Linked DNA regions of Homo sapiens: region 1 is linked to region 2. A link is a loop called in an ENCODE intact Hi-C map of the cell type or tissue named here. Cell type or tissue: heart right ventricle. All regions are shown on one strand. Each heading gives the region's core, and the rest is flanking DNA. Links, peaks and the distances in the headings are about the cores only.

Region 1 (8,000 bases), core at 1-8,000, 67 kb before region 2:
CACAGCTGGTATGTGAGAGAGTCAGCATTCCAACCCAGGCCAGACTCAGAGCTGCAAGCTCTCTCCTTATGCTATACCACCTCTAGATCTTTGGATTTATTTTTTGATATTTGAAAATAGTATTTATGAAGATTCTCTAAGGGATATTCCAGTTATCATCCATGTGTTCATTCTAGTTCCAGCCACAGTTTAAACTGGAGGCAGAAAGAACAGGGGCTTGGATGGCTCACTTAAAGAGTTTTGTCCACTGAATGGTGTTCAATGTTAGGCCTGTGAGTTTTGCCCCCTCACTGGGGCCACCATGTGACCCAAGGTATGGATCTCACCTCTGCGTCTGGGGTGAAACTTGGCCTGTGGACCCAACCTTCCTCACTCTGATGTTTGGCTCTAAAGCAACCTCTGCAGCCCCTGGGAGGCTGGTATGTGTCAAATAAGAATGGTGCCAATTCCACTTTCCCCCTTCCTCTTGGCAGCCAGGAAGCTCAGAGGCAGCTTCCATGCTCGATTCCACATAGGTGTGCTTTCTTCTCATCAGGGCACTTGCACGCCCCCTAGTTTTCTCTGCCCTGTTTCTCTGGGTTGTTCATGTTATTGCATTTGCATTTTTTGTAAATTCCCTCAGTACTGTTTTCAGAAAAAGGCACCAGTCTTCATTTCAGGAGACAGATGAATGTGATTGGTTGGCCATCAAAATCCATTTGGGGGATCCTGAATGCTCTGAGTGGCTATCCACCCTGATCACGTGACAGGACCATGGCCAGCTGTGGCAGCCAGACCATCCTGGAGACTTTCGCTCTGCCCAGTGAGTGCCAGAAGGAATGGCTGGAATGACACTGAGGCCTGGCCAGTGATGAAACGGGTGTCTGGCTGTGCATTCAAATCCATCCCTGGCACTTCCTTGCTCCTGCGACCTAGGGCAAGTCCCCCAGCCTCTCCAAGCACCAATGTCCCCATCTTTTAGACAGAGACCATCATAAAGCAGAAGATCCCCTCTTGAGAGTCTCTATAATCACTGAGAGCGTAAACAGTGGAGACAGATGACCTGCATTCATATCTGGGCTCCACTCCCTCCTGGCTGTGTGACTTTGGGCAAATTAATTAACCTCTCTGTGCCCCAGTCCTTCATTTGTAAAATGCTGGCAATAATACTACCTAACATGCAGCACCACAGAAGCACTAGCAAATTGTAATGAACTTTCCACTAAGACACACGTGGAATAAATGCATCTCCCCTCGGGCCATCCCTTGAGGAACTCCCCTCCCCAGTGCTGCTGGGGGCAGACACGAAGATGCCAGTGTCGGTGCAGAGCAGGGATGAGCTGAAGGCCTGGGGTGGTGGGCCCAGCAGTCCTACCTTTAAACAGCGGGGCAGGCGGAGGAGGGGGTTCACACCGACTTTCAAATAGAGAAAATCCAAGGGCAGGAGGCTGAGCAGGTCCATCTGAAATCCCAGTGGGACACCATGGGGGTAAAACGGATGACTCCAGGGTGGAAGGTGAGGGGAGTGAGAGGCGGAGTCTCTCCCTTCCATGGAAAGGTGAGGTCAGAATGCCCCAGTAGAGCTTAAAACTAGAGGGCAGAAGGTGTCCCACCGACAAGCCCTTGTTTGGCTTCAAAGCCCGTGTTGCCAGCCCCAAGGGCAGCTTCATTATCCTCGATAGTGGCTGCTGTGCCATACAGTAAGGGGCGGGAGTGGTACAGACACAATGAAAGGTGGCTTCTGGCCAGGCACGGTGGCTTATGCCTGTAATCCCAGCAGTTTGGGAGGCCAAGGCAGGCAGATCACTTGATGTCAGGAGTTCGAGACCAGACTGCCCAACATGGTGAAACCCTGTCTCTTCTAAAAATACAAAAATTAGCTGGGTGTGGTGACGCACACTTGTAATCCCAGCTACTAGGGAGGCTGAGGCAGGAGGAGTGCTTGAACGAGGAGGCAGAGGTTGCAGTGAGCCGAGATCACACCACTGAACTCCAGCCTGGGAGACAGAGTTAGACCCTGTCTCAAAAAAAAAAAAAAAAGAAAAGAAAAGAAAAAGAAGAAAGATAACTTCTGGGGGCTACCCAGCCTGTGCTGGTCTCCTGGGGCTTGTGGTTTGGAGGACACTCCCACAGGGACCAGCATCCCTCCGTGTGGCAGAAACCACATCTCATGAACGCCCCAGGCACCCAGGGCCCTCTGAGGCACCCCCTTCTGAAACCCCGCAGACGCTAAACCTTGCATGCCCGGCACACACCTTGAAGCGGCGAGACTTCAGGTAGTTATTTCGCATGTCCTTTTTGTCCGTCTGAAAGAAAGGGAATGATGATGGTGAAATGACCTTACAGCTTAATCTCTGACCCTGTGGAGCAATTGTGAAACTTCCCCAAGAACCCCACCCTGAAACGAGCATAACAGCCCAAGGACCATCTGAGCCTTGGTGAAAGCCTTGAGTTTTATGGGTGGAGAGGCCCAGCCCCCAGGGAGGAGGGATCTGTTCTGGTCACCCAGCTAGATCCTGATTTCTTGGGTGGAAAGCAAGGACATTAAGCTTATTCCCTCTGCCCATTGGTCTTACCTGGACCATTTGCACATCTGTTTACTAAGGAATTGGTAGTCACTCTGATCAGGCCAGAAAAGAGGTTCTCCAAGGAAATCTCTTTACTTTTTACTTTACTCTCTTTAAATCTCTCCAAGGAAAATCGTTTACAGGCAAAACCTGAGCTTGTCTGCACACAGCAAAACAGGCACTGCCGGGGTGGAATTTTGGAAAGTGACCCACACTGGGAGACAGGGACTGTGTCTCCTGTTCCTGAGAAGTCACAGTCAGGGCCTCAGTTTCCTCCCTGGTAAGGCAGGGGTGGTGCACGGGGCTGGACCAGAGGCCAGGGTCTCAAATTGGCCCAAGTAGGAGAGCATCAGTGTGTTTTTGCAGGACCCCTGGGAGAAGTCAATTGCCAGTGGATACCTGTGCTGAGCGCCCCGCATGCATCGTTTCAACCAATCCTCATGGCAACACTGGGAGGTGGAAGCTATTACTAGCCCCATTCTACAGATGAGGAAACAGAGGCGATTCAGCTAGTTGTGGTGGAGGTGGGATTCAAACCAGGTACATCCTCACTAAAGACCATTCCCTGGACCACTTCTCTATCTTTGATTCTGTCAAGTGGTCCAGGAACTATTTCACCTATGAGCAATATCTGATGTGCGTAATTTGAACGTATCAAAGGCATGCAAAATAAACAACCATGCTATTGAACAAGCACAGCAGCCGTTCTTGAGATTTCCTTATTCACTTATTTTGTCATCTATGACAGCATCAGGGGTCAGTGCCCTGGAGGCTCTGGCTGAGCGGTCTGCCCCCGGTCACCCCAACACCACCTGCCTGTGACTCACAATGATGTCCCCGCCTCTGACAAACTGCAGGCGTGTCTGGAACACGGTGATGTCCAGGAAGTAGATGAGGTCGCATAGGTAATCCATCAGCAGCCAGTGGTGGATGTTGTCCGGGGTCTGGTAGGGGAAGGCCCAGCGCACGGGAATCAGCCAACAGTTCCAATTCCAGGCCATCACCACGAAGAACAGCCATAGGACATACATCAGGTCTGTGGGGAAGGTTGACGGGGACGCTAGAGCATCAGCCAGGCAAGGCTCTTCACCAGTTGGATCAGGTAGGGTTTTGTTCTTTCTACTCCTTCAACTACTACATGTGGCACTTTTGTAAGAGTGTGTGTATGTGTGTGTGTGTGTATATATACACACACACACACACACACACATACACACACACACAACTCTCTGCTTTAGGAGCCAGGCACAGTGGCTCATGTCTGTAATCCCAGCACTTTGGGAGGCCTAGGTGGGAGGATTGCTTGAGCCCAGGAGTTTAAGACCAGCCTGGACAACATAGCAAGACCCCCATCTCTACTTAAAAAAAAAAACACAACTATCTGTTTTAAAAATAAATTACTGCTAATCCCTAATAAATCAGAGTACTCTCAGGAGGGACTATGCTGGTATTATAAGATAATAGGCAGCCAACTGGAAAACTCATTTGCTTTTATTCTTCTTTAATTTTTTCCCAAAATGTATTTTCTTCCTCAGTAAATACAGAATAGTAAATAATGCATGAAGGATGGACAGATAGATGGACAGACAGGTGAATGCATGGATGGATGGATGGATGGATGGATGGATGGATGGATGGATGGATAGATGGGTATTCCAGATCATCTGGTTATTTATTTATTTATTTATTTATTTATTTATTTATTTACTATTTTTGTAGAGATGAGGTCTCACTATGTTGCCCAGGCTGATCTTGAACTCCTGGGCTCAAGCAGTTCTTTCACTACAGCCTCTCACAGTGCTGGGATTACAGGTGTGAGCCAATGTACCCAGCCCATCAGGTTATTTAAAGAATCCAGTGGACACCAGGGTTGAAGTCCTGCCCCCCAAATGTGTGACCTTGAGAAAGTCCCTCTCTGGCACCTGCCCTCTTCTGAGAAATCACAGGAAAAGGTCAGATAAGAAAGGCAGGGAGCCCTCTGTAAACTCTAAAGTGCTATGCACATATGAAGTGGGTTATTTCTGAGGAATATGAAGTGGGCTTAAAGGGAAGCAAGAGGAATTCACATTCCTGCTCTTTTTCTGTTCAGAGCAGGAGCTCTAGGAAAAGGCCAGCACGACCAGAGTGAAAAAGGACTTGGCCAAGAGTCAGGAGTCCTGGGTCCGCACTAACTAGTTGCATCTTTACCCTGGCTGACTTATCTGTACCTTAGTTTCCTCATCTGTAAAATGGGTATGATCTTATGTTCCTATTCCAGGGACTTTTGTTGTTGTTTTTAAGACAGAGTCTCACTCTGTCACCTAGGTTGGAATGCAATTGTGCGATCTTGACTCAGTGCACTCTCCACCTCCTGGATTCAAATGATTCTCCTGCTTCAGCCTCTCAAGTAGCTGGGATTACAGGTGTGCACCACCACACCCAGCTAATTTTTGTATCTTTAATAGAGGCAGGGTTTCGTCATGTTAGCCAGGCTGGGTTTGTTTTGAGAATCAGGCAAGAAACTGTGGAATACTTTTGAAAGGTATAAAAGATCATGAACCCAGGTTGTCTGTGGCCTCCCATCCCACCTCTTGAATCCCCTGACCCTCTCCCCATCCCGCTCCAACTCTCCTGCTCTCTCATCTTACACAGTGGGAACACCCATTCCCCAGGACTCACTGGTCAGCGGGTCAATGCTCTGGGGAAACTGGTACTTCTTCCAGGGGCGGTGTTTGAACTTGCAGCAGAGCATGTCGCAATAGTGCTCCTCTTCCACTGGCTCGGCTTCAGCGGGCTTTGTGTCTGGAGCTGGCTCTGGGGCTTTCTTGGCTGGGGCTGTGGGATGACATTGGTGACCATCTGAACCAGCCCTGAGGCCCAGGTAGAGGATGCAGAGAGAAGGGTCCCAACTGCAGACCTTGGATCCAGATCTGAGAGGACCCTGGCACCATTATACAAGCTACTGCAAGCTCTGTGTGCAGAACCCAAGGTGCTCTTCTGGAGTGAACTCCACAACCCTCCTCAACAGCAACAGCAACCTGGGTGCCCACCCAGAAGTTCTTACCAATTACAGTCTGGAACTGCTTCTCAGAAGCTGCCCCAAATGAGCTGTTTCTGGGCCAGTTGGATGTTTCAATGTCTGCTTGTGTGTTGTGCTTAGACCCCCTTTGTTCCCTCTGATGGGATGGGGGCATTTTGTACCCAGTGTTCCCAGTACCCATGGCTGGAATGCTGAAGGGCCTAACAAAATCAAGGAAGTATTGCTCCAGGTTTCTGAGAGGGAATCTCAACTCTTTCATCTCTAAAAACAGAGACCAGATGGGATCACAGCCTCCCTGTGCATCTATGATGATACTTTTGGTCTAGGGATTGGCTCTTATAGGTTCAATATGGCTATGTTTTCCAGCTTCAAGACTGGGACATCAGGCTCTGCATGGCCTGTTGTGGGCACCATGATTTCCAAGATACAGCCTTCCTCTGGAAAGATCTAAAAAATCTCCCTGACAAGAGATCATGTGTCTTATTTCCTCCTGATACCTTGAAAGAAAAGAAAAATTCGGATAGCCTCAATAAGAACTTTCAAGGCACTGACATCTCTGAAAAATAGGACTGCCTAGTTCCAGAGCAGGCTGTGCACACAATCTGAGTGTAAGACCATAAGATACATTTTGGGGTGGCACCACTCACCTACCAGTAGGAAAGGGACAGAAGGGTCAAGGAAGGCACTTGCCCCATGGGAGAGAGGGCCGAGTGCAAGTGGATTGTTGGTCAGAACTTTGATCTTCCCACCCTTGGGTACATATCTCAACCTGTACATATGGATCCCAAATCCAGAGAGTGGGGATCTGGGCTTCTCTCATGGACCTCAACCATTTCCTTGGGGCCACCCTTGCCATGAGTTGACAGGGAACTTTGGAGGCCCCACCCCATCCCCATCCAGGTAGACCCCCTCCAGCTCCAGACTCACAGGGCTTGGGGCTCTCCTCATCAGAGGTGACGTCAGGGTCAATGAGTTTCTCCTTCACTTTCTCTGTCCGCTCCTTGAAGAGCTTCACCAGCTCCTGGAGCCGGTCGTTGATGATGGCGCTATTTGTGCTGGCCGTGGAGGCCGCACGGTCCTGGCCACTGTGGGAACATCACCCAAAGCTGAGCAGGCTGAGCCGGGAGGGACCTGTGCACCCCCAGGCCAGAGCTGTGCAGCGTCTGTGTCCCACCTTCTGACAGAGCCTGAAGGAGGTAAGTCCTGCCCCCATCTCCTTCTGACATCAGAAACCACAGACCTACCGTAATCACCTAGAAGGAAATTCAGTCCGGGAATAATGCCCAGGTGTTCTGGCCCAGCTTTTGGAAAATGTACCACGTAGGCTCTGATTCAGATGGGCAGTTCTGGAAAAAGCGTGACTCCACTTGTAATTTAGGAGGAAACTCTTGGAACTCAGTTTAGAGTTCAGCAAAATTGGGCTGTTCATCCCAGTGCAGGGTTCACATGAGATATGTGTCCAGGGGCAGAACAGAGAGGGAGCAGGCCTACTTTTTTAGGCTTAGGATGTAACTGGTGGAAAAAGCAGTGCAGATACATTCTATATCCCTTTAACTTACAGGAATTAAAGTTTCTGCACTGTCAGCAAGAGAGAGAGAGAAACTGCTTTCTTTCCTCTGAGTAGCCTCACTGAGATCATCTTGCTGAGCTGAATATCTTTTTTATCTTTTTTTTTTTCATACATTAGGACACAGAAACTGCAGTCGACTACTCTTTTTGAGCTCAACTGAGGAAGACGGGCTGGAGAAAATGAGGCTCTTTTTTTTTTTTTTTTTTTTTTGAGATGAAGTTTCACTCTTGTCGCCCAGCTGGAGTGGCAGTGGTATGACCTCGGCTCAGTCAACATTCACCTCCTGGGTTCAAGCAATTCTCCTGCCTCAACCTCCTGAGTAGCTGGGATTACAGGTGCACGCCACCAAGCCTGACTAATTTTTGTAGTTTTAGTAGAGAGGGGGTTTCACCAAGTTGGCCAGGCTGGTCTCAAACTCCCAACCTCAGGTGATCCACCTGCTTCGGCCTCTGAAAGTGCTGGGATTGCAGGCGTGAGACACCGTGCCCGGCCAAGTGTGGGGCTCCTAATGAGAGCTGGCATACAGGTGTGGCGGGGACATGAGCTGCTCCCCTACACTCATTCTCTCCTGTGGTGCACACTCACTGGGATATAGCCACCCAGCCAGGGATCACGTGCCAGGCTCTCGCTATTGGAATGTGAGCTCTCAGACACAATACATGCAACTAGGGGCCTCCTTACTGAAGACAGGCCTGGAGTTCTCCCTTTCTAGTGGTGACCAGTGGGACATGGGAAGGCACATGGATAAAGTGGCAGAGCACTGTCATCTGGGTCCCTAAATGATTGCATGGAGCAGAACCTTCTGCTGACCTGATGCATGCAACTATTGAGATGATGATGGTATATGATACAGTTCCTTAAGCCA
Region 2 (8,839 bases), core at 840-8,839:
ATTCTTAGTTTCTGATGTCTCTCCCTGGTTTACTAATGGGAATATAAACACATGTTATTTTGCTCCCCAACTTTTTATTACTGTTAACTGAAAACCCAGAAATTTGTAAATTTAGGCAGGGTACGGTGGCTCACACCCACAATCTCAGCACTTTGGGAGGCCAAGGCAGGCAGATCACGTGAGGTCAGAAGTTCGAGACCAGCCTGGCCAACATGGTGAAACCCCATCTTCACTAAAAATACAAAAATTAGCCGGGCGGGGTGGCGGGTGCCTGTAATCCCAGCTCCCAGGCTGAGGCAGGAGAATCACCTGAACCCGGGAGGCGGAGGTTGCGATGAGCCGAGATGGAGCCACTGCACTCCAGCCTGGGTGACAGAGCGAGACTCCATCTTCAAAAAATAAAAATAAATGTATAAGTTTAGAAAAGGAGACTTTATTTCTTACAAGGGGTTATAGCTGCCAGGTGGCCATCCCACAGGCTGGAAAGTGTGCCTCCAGCTTAAGCCCAAAGATAGGCATGTCAAAGGAGGAGGGGTTGGGTAAGAGCTTTATGTTCAAAGGGTTGGCTAAACATACATATTCAATAGTTTATAGGAGGAGCTATGAATATTCATGAAGATAGTACTGACATGGGCATATTGAACAAACATGCATGTAACATACAACCCATGTTCGCTTTGAGGTGGAGACTTAACCTTTAAATGTATTACAATTAGTCCCTATACGTCAAAAGTTCTTTTCAGGACGCGAAGCCCAGCAAGTGAGCAGCCTCTGTATGCTGGGCAGGACCAGTCCATGGTTGGTGGTCTTCTTACCTGGAGAAAGTTACTGAAATCAGCCTCTTATGCAATCAAAGGCATAGCTGTGGCTGGTGGATCAGGGGGTCAGTTCATCAGCATCTGTGAGCTGTATGAGTTGTAATTGTTTTAATATTGCTTATCTCAAGTCCAGGGCTAGAGAAAAAGAAAAACCTCATGGCAATTAAAACATAGCTTATTTATTTTTGTGTTTTGCTTTTCGTTTTGTTTTGTTTTGTTTTTTTAGACAGAGTTTCTCTCCATCACCCAGGCTAGAGTGCAATGTCAAAAACATGGCTCTTTACAGCCTCGACCTCCCAGGTTCAGGTGATCCTGCCACTTCAGCCTCCTGAGTAGCTGGGACTACAGGCACACACCACTATGCCAGGCTATTTTTGTTGCTGTTGTTGTTGTTTGTTTGTTTTGTGTGGAGACAGGGTTACACTATGTTGCCAGGGCTGGTCTCCAACTTCTGGGCTCAAGTGATCCTCCAGCTTCAGCCTCCCGAAGTGTTGGAATTACAGGCGTGAGCTACCACGACCAGCCTGTAGTTTATTCTTTAAGTGTAGGGGTGCGTGACTTAACCCTTGCCTGGCATGGCCTTAGGTCCTGTTAATAATCTGGTATCTTGGCCGGGCGTGGCGGTTCACGCCTGTAATTCTAGCACTTTGGGGGGCCAAGGCAAGTGGATCGCCTGAGGTCAGGAGTTCAAAACCAGCCTGACCAATATGGTAAAACCCTGTCTCTACTAAAAATACAAAAATTAGCCAGGTGTGGTAGTGTGTGCTTGTAATCCCAGCTACTGGGAGACTGAGACAGGAGAATTGCTTGAACCCAGGAGGCGGAGGTTGCAGTGAGCCGAGATCGCGCCATTGCACTCCAGCCTGGGCAACAGAGTGACACTCCGTCTCAATAATAATAATAATTATTATTATTATAATAATAATTATTATTATTATTATTATAATTTGGTATCTTATTGCCACAAAGAGTCTGTTCTCTTAGTCTTGTAATCTCTCTCTCTCTCTTTCTCTTTTTTTTTTTTTTTTTTTTTTTTTTTTGAGACAGAGTCTCACTCTGTCACCCAGGCTGGAGTGCAGTGGCGCTATCTCGGCTCACTGCAACTTCCGCCTCCCCGGTTCAAGTGATTCTCCTGCCTCAGCCTCCTGAGTAGCTAGCTGGGACTACAGGCGTGTGCCACTACGCCCAGCTGATTTTTGTATTTTTAGTAGACATGGGGTTTCACCATGTTGGCCAGGCTGGTCTCAAAATCCTGACCTCAAGTGATTGGCCTCCAAAACCACTGGGATTACAGGCGTAGCCACCGCACCTGGCCTTGTGATTGCTAGTTTAACATTAATGCTGGTCATTTATTGTGTCTAAACCGCAAAAAGGCAGGGGTGGAATGAAGCATGTCTGACCTCCTGTCCCATTATGGCTGGGAACTCAGTTTTTCAAGGTTTTGGGGGATCCCCTTAGCCAAGAGGGGGGTCCGCTCAGTCAATACATTGCGGAGACCTCAGGATTTTATTTTTAGTTTACATGATAAACATTTTCAAATGGAGAAAAGTTGAAAGAATACTACTATGAGTACCCACCACCTTCCTCCTGCTTCAGTTGATTTTTGCCATATTTTTGCTTCTCTCGCCCTCTCTCTTACATTCTTGGACACCCTTTAGCAAGCAGCTCCCAATGACAAAAACATCCTTCTACATGACACAATACCATTATCACACCTAGGAAAGCTAACAATACTTCTACAACATCTAATATCCAGACCATATTAAAATCTCCCCAATTGCCCTCAAAGATGTCTTTTCTGGCTTTAAAATGATTTTTTGGAACAAGAATTCAATCTAGGATTACGTATTTCAGTTACTTGTTATGTCTTTTGTCTTAGTCTAAAACAGTCCACCCAGTTTCCATTGCCCACCATCATACTGACTTTTTAAAGTCTCTAACAGTTGTGTTGTAGACAGTCCCATATGGTGAATTTGAGCCACTGTTTCTTCATGGTGTTTCTTATCTTGTTAATCTATTTTCTGTAAACCAGCAGCTAGGTGTAGAGATCTGAATCACCAGGTTAAACACTGCTGGCCAGAATCTTTCACAGGCGACAGATGCCGTGTTTGCCATAATGCTGCAGCAGGAGGCACAGAATTTCATTATCACATTATTTGTGATGCTAAGTTTGATTATTTGGTTAAGGTGATGACCTGAATATATATTCTCTGTTTCCAACAGTCTATGTTTAGTCTACCATTTTAAAGCAAACAGTAGGCCGGGCGCAGTGGCTCACGCCTGTAATCCCAGCACTTTGGGAGGCTGAGGTGGACAGATCACTTGAGGTCAGGAGTTCAAGACCAGCCTGGCCAACATGGTGAAACCCCATCTCTACTAAAAATACAAAAATTAGCCAGGCATGGTAGCACGCACCTGTAATCCCAGCTACTCGGGAGGCTGAGGCGTGAGAATCGCTTGAACCTGGGTGGCGGAGGTTGCAGTGAGCCGAGACCGCGCCACTGTACTCCAGCCTGGGCGACAGAGCGAGACTCTGTCTCAAAAAAAAATTTTTTTTAAAGCAAATGGTAGCATATTGTATATACCCATCTGCACCTTGGAGTTCTTGTATAGAGAAATTCCTCAACTTGTTAATTTATTTATTAAAAACAAGGTCTCGCTATGCCACCCAGGCTGGAGGGCAGTGGCATGATCACAGCTCACTTGCAGCCTTAAACTCCTGGGCTCAAGCAATCCTCCTGCCTCAGCTTCCTGAGTAGCTGAGACTACAGGCTCGAGCCACCATACCTGGCATTTTTTGTTTTGCTTGATTTCTAGGCACTCTTTCAATATTAAGGAATATTAATTAATATTAATATCTGTAAAATAAGTGGAAATATTTTTTCCATTTGTTTTTTGACATTTGTTTTTGCCATGTAGAAGTTTATTTTTATGTATTTAACTTATCAATCTTTTCTTTAAAGCTTCTGGATTTTTAATTAAAATTATTAAGGCCTTTCCCATCCCAAGATTATAAAAGAATTTGCCCATGTTCACTTTTTACATTGGAATCTTTGGAGTTTTATTCTGTTGCAAAGGTAAGATGTGAATACTATTTTATCTTAGATTTTTTTTAAGTTGTCAAATTAAAAAAAAATTTTTTAAGAGAGTCTCGCTCTGTTGCCCATGCTGGAGTGCAGTGGCGCAATCTCAGCTCACTGCAACCTCCACCTCCTGGATTCCAGTGATCCTCGTGCCTTAGCCTCCCTAGTAGCTGGGACTACAGTCGCGTGCCACCACACTCAACTAATTTTTCGTATTTTTGGTAGAGATAGGGTTTCACCTTGTTGCCCAGGCTGGTCTCGAACTCCTGAGCTCAAGTGATCCACCCGCTTTGGCCTCCCAAAGTGCTGGGATTACAAGTGTGAGCTACCGTGCCCAGCCTTTTTTTTCTTTTTTTGAGACACGATCTTGCTCTGTCACCCAGGTGGAAGTGCAGTGGCATGATCACTGAAGCTTCGACCTCCTGGACTCAAGTGATCCTTCTGCCTTAGCCTCCCGAGTACCCGGGATTACAGGTGCTCGCCACCATGCCTGGCTAATTTTTGCATTTTTAGTAGAGATGGTCTTTCACCATGTTGGCCAGTCTGGTCTGGAACTCCTGACCTTAAGTGATCCACCCGCCTCGGCCTCCTGAAGTGCTGGGATTACAGGTGTGAGCCATCGTGCCCGGCCTCAAAAAATTTTTAAAGTACAGTGTGGGCCAAAGTTCTCCTATGACCTCTGACCACTGGTGAAGGAGACACCTCTTCTCCCTTTCTCTTGTTTCAACAGATGAATTTGACAACGCCCATTTTACACTCCTTGGGGTCCCCAACAAACCCCTGCAGTGTTTGGTGAGTGTCCTTTGCCCTGCCCTTGGGTTTGCTAAGGGGCACCAGCCCCAAGCACCTCTGGTCCTGGGATCTACACCCCGCGCACCTTCTCAGGTGCCTGCTTGGGACTCCCGCTCCCCACATCACCCCATCCGGGTTCACGACTTCGGGCGCCCCCTCGGTCCAATGCACCGGGCCACTTGTCAACTGAGGCCTTTGGGATGGACTGGGATGGCTTCCCTAGGCTCCTGCGGCTACGGCCGCGCGGGCCTGACCCCCGTGGCCCTGTCAGGACATCACCGCCACAGGCCAGAAGCTTCGCAACAGGTACCACGAGGGAAAGCTGGCGCCCATCGCGCCAGGCATCAACCGAGTGGACTGGCCCTGCTTCACGCGCGCCATCGAGGACTGGTCCCACTTCGTGTCCTCGGCCGGGGAGTTCAAGCTGCCTTGCCTGAGGAAGCGAGGTCAGTCTACGGGCCGCTGAAGGAACTGCCGGGCAGGTGGGCCGCGGGGCTGGAGCAGGGAACGTGGACTGCGGACGGGAACGCAGGCGGCGGGCCAGGCAGAAACAGGGCGGGGCCGCTGAGATGAAGCTGTGGCACTTGCGGTGGGTGGAGCCGAGACGTGCGCGCGGATCTGGAGGCAGGACTGCCCTTGGGGAGGGGGCGGAGCCAGGCGGAGCCTTCGGGCCGGGGGCTTTGCCCTGGTGGGGCAGCGGAGGCGGGACCTGTTCTCCGTACACGTGTGGGTGGGGCTGGATTGTGGGCGGGGCTGGATTGTGGGCGGGGCTTAGATGAGGAGGCGGGGCTTGTCCTGGGGGGGGGCGGATGAGCGCTCGAGAGGGGCTTTCTGTTCGCAGCGGAGGGTCTCAGCGGCTACGCGGTGCGGTACTTGAAGCCCGACGTGACCCAGACCTGGCGGGTAGGGAGCGCTGCGCGCAGACCCGTCCCTGAGCGGGGAGCGGGGGTCCTGGTGGGGAGCGGCTTAAGCCGGGGGTTGAGGGGGGAGGAGACCCAGAGCAGGGCCTCCCAGTCTTCAGGACCACGGTCTCTAGCAGGAAGCCCTGTGTGGGGCGTGGGCAGGGCGTCCGTGCTCCCCCGACTCACCGCGCCCCTATCCCTGCTGCCCGCCTCAGTACTGCCTCAGCCAGAACCCCAGCCTGGACCGCTACGGACAGAAGCCCCTGCCTTTCGACTCCCTGTAAGTGACGCCACGCGCCCGGGGACCCCATATCTGGAGGAGGGAGGATGAGGTCTGGGCCGCTTTCCTAGCGCACAGGCAATGCCCCTTGAAAACGTGAGAACTGGGAAAAATTGGCTCCAATACACCAGAAACAAATTGCAATTTCAAATGAATACATGTGTAATTCCTACTAAACGGAGCACCTTGCCCTCCCTGACAACTCCACCCTTGCGGAGTGGAGGCGTTCGCATTGGGTGAAGGCGCCCTGGAACCCTTCAGGAGGGATGGCGGGGAGAGGGGGTGGCTCCCGAGGTCGAGTGAGGCGCCCAGAGAGGGTCGCCCCTTCCCATCTCGTGCTCACCCGCCCCGTTCTTTCCCAGGAACACTTTCCGAAGCTTCGGCTCCAGCTACAGGTAGGGGAACGGTCCTGTCCCGCCCCACAGCCAACCACGTTCTCATCCGACTGCTGGGGACAGCCTCGGGGCTCCCTGACTCTGAAACCCCCCTGCCCCAGCGAGGCCTGGCGAGGAGGAGGGGCCCTCCTGGGAGGGCGCGAGCTGCTTCGCTCTGGAGAGATCCGCCCCTGGCAAATGTGCAGCCCACTGGGGTGGGGGTGGACGCGGGAGGGGGTCCACATCCCACCAGGTTTGACTGGAGGAGGCCAAAAGGATAGGGCGAGGATGTTAACTAGAAGGAGAGAAAACAGACAAATAAGAAACACAAGGGAGAGAGCCGAGAATCTGCCTTTTAGGGTGCGGAGAGGCCCTAAGGGAGGGGGCTAAGTGGTCTTCCCGGCAGGGTCGCCCCACAAGTAAAGAGATAAGATAAGAACAAGAGTTCTTATCTCCAAGATAAGCACCTCTTGCAAGAGGTTGCAGGATACTCAAACATTTTCATAACTAAGCCATCTCTCACCCTCCCGGCCCCACTTTGTACACTCCAGCCAGACTAGACTCCCCCGAAACCCAGCAGACCAAGCACTCTTCACACCTTTGCCTGTGCTGTTTCAGCGCCTAGATGGCCCTTCCTCCTCTGCCTGGAAAACTCCTTCGTGCCATTATTATTATTATTATTATTATTATTGAGACGGAGTCTCACTCTGTCGCCCAGGCTAGAGTGCAATGGCCTGATCTCAGCTCACTGCAACCTCCGCCTCCCGGGTTCAAGCAATTCTCCTGCCTCAGCTTTCTGAGTAGCTGGGATTACAGGTGCGCATGACCAAGCTTGGCTAATTTTTGTATTTTTAGTAGAGATGAGGTTTCACCATGATGGTCAGGCTGGTCTCGAACTCCTGACCTTATGATCCACCCACCTCAGCCTCCCAAAGTATTGGGATTACAGGCGTGAGCTACAGTGCCCGGCCTCCTTCATGCTCTTCAAAGCCCAGCCCAGATGTGCCATCCTCCTTGAAGTCTTCCCCCACCCTCTGCCTCTCCCCACCGGCTCACACTCCCTCCCATTGGTCACTACCTTTGTGTCCCTGAGTATCGAGTGCAATACTCAGACTATTGCACTGTCATTATTGACAGAAACCAGCCTTCCCGTCTCCCACACGGGGAAACGTTTCTGGGTTTTGCTACCATATGATGCCTAACAGAGTAGGTTCACTAAATGATTGAAAAATGGGTGAAGCTGTTCATAGTTAGGTATCAATGGGAGAGAAGGATGAGGCACAGTCAAAGGAGGGAGGTTAGCTTGAAAGCTAAGGAGGACAGCTGAAAATACAGAAAACAGGGAGCCACTGAAGTCTCCTGAGCCACATAGAGGCTGGCTGGAAGCTGTGTTTTCAGATCCTAGAGGGGAAAAGCCTGATTTTTCCCCTAGGACACCCTGGAAACCCCCACCTCACCCCTACTTCTCTCCACAGTCGTGTCAACTACCTGACCCCCTGGCATTAATCTCTGGAAAGGAGGCTGACTCCCAGGCTGCCGGACGGTGCCACCTCAGGTCCCCTGGCCAGACAGAGGACTTATGGTGGCACCAGCCATCTCCCCAGGAGTTCAGCCTAACTAGAAATAAACCTAATGCTCCCTTAGAGACACACGCAATTGTCTCTGTCTGTGTGTGTTGCACAGCCTGGGAGAGGGTCAGGGCCACAGGATGACAGTATCTTACCCTTGCCCGTCCCCGGCCAACTCCTGGAGGACTGGTGGGGGGTTGGAGAAAAATGTCTGGTGACCTGGTTTGAGAGTCAGGGTGTAAGCCGCAAGGTCCAGCCAGAATTGAGATCCAAGAGCAAGAGATGTGCTCCAGCCCCTTGCCTGCAGCCCCACACCCAAGCCCCCTCCATTTCAGATCCTGAATTTGAGCCCTAAGAAGAAAGGGAGAGGGCTAGAAAGCTATTTTTAGGTGCCTTTTTGAAGCTCTTGTCATACTGGTGTGCTCTGGGGGGCTTCCCTGTGCCTGGGGTCCCCCTGAAGGTGTGGGAGCAGGCTGGGGCAAGGGGAGCTGGCCAGGCCTATGGCCTTGATTCCTGTGACGCAACAGAATGTAGAGTCTAAACTTGCATGAGATGCATGAAGCCACTCAGAGAAGAAAGTTCCCCGCTCTCCAAAGCACCACCAATAAACATGTCATTTAAGCAAAAAGTCCTCTGCTCTATCCATGAAGCTTCAGGACTAGCCCTTGTCTACCCACCAACCATCCATTCCAAGCCACTCCTGTGAAAGGAAGGTATGATGTCCCGGGGACAGTGTGGGGACTCCTGGCCCAGGTCTGGAATAACGCCATCCAGGGGGCTAGGGAAGAGCATCTCCAGCATGGTAAGGGGGTGTATTAGTCTGTTTTCATGCTGCTGATAAAGACATACCCAAGACTGGGAAGAGAAAGAGGTTTAATGGACTCACAGTTCCACATGGCTGGGGAGGCCTCATAATCATGGTGGAAGGCAAAAGGCACTTCTTACATGGTGGCAGCAAGAGAGAATGAGTGCCAAGCGAAAGCGTTTCCCTTATAAGACCATCAGATCTCGTGAGACTTATT

What was found. A loop is a pair of places that touch in the nucleus more often than their neighbours do. Peaks named below come from ENCODE experiments on the same cell type or tissue, not always from the same donor. Only the 100,000 strongest peaks of a DNase experiment are listed, where the experiment ranks them.
Region 1: a loop joins it to region 2, with 3 times the contacts of the local background. A loop is called at or near these places in 20 of 110 quality-filtered maps.

The regions. Positions count from the first base shown.
Region 1 is chr16:57,913,895-57,921,894 of GRCh38, forward strand. It overlaps CNGB1 (cyclic nucleotide gated channel subunit beta 1), which reads right to left. Exons shown (of 33, transcript NM_001297.5): 19 at 6,493-6,650; 20 at 5,205-5,360; 21 at 3,374-3,582; 22 at 2,235-2,285; 23 at 1,355-1,441. Among named protein-coding and RNA genes, the nearest start is that of CNGB1, 53 kb to the right of the region's middle. In heart right ventricle, for the core only: no CTCF peak of the experiment used is centred there; no DNase peak of the experiment used is centred there.
Region 2 is chr16:57,979,672-57,988,510 of GRCh38, forward strand. SPMIP8 (sperm microtubule inner protein 8) reads left to right here. Exons shown (of 8, transcript NM_199456.3): 3 at 4,632-4,693; 4 at 4,965-5,139; 5 at 5,535-5,596; 6 at 5,811-5,875; 7 at 6,238-6,270; 8 at 7,725-8,445. The coding sequence ends at 7,755. Among named protein-coding and RNA genes, the nearest start is that of SPMIP8, 7.5 kb to the left of the region's middle. RefSeq lists an enhancer at 5,539-5,688. In heart right ventricle, for the core only: no CTCF peak of the experiment used is centred there; DNase peaks (open chromatin) are centred at 5,340 and 5,709; H3K4me3 peaks cover 1,733 bases; H3K27ac peaks cover 58 bases; H3K27me3 peaks cover 1,305 bases.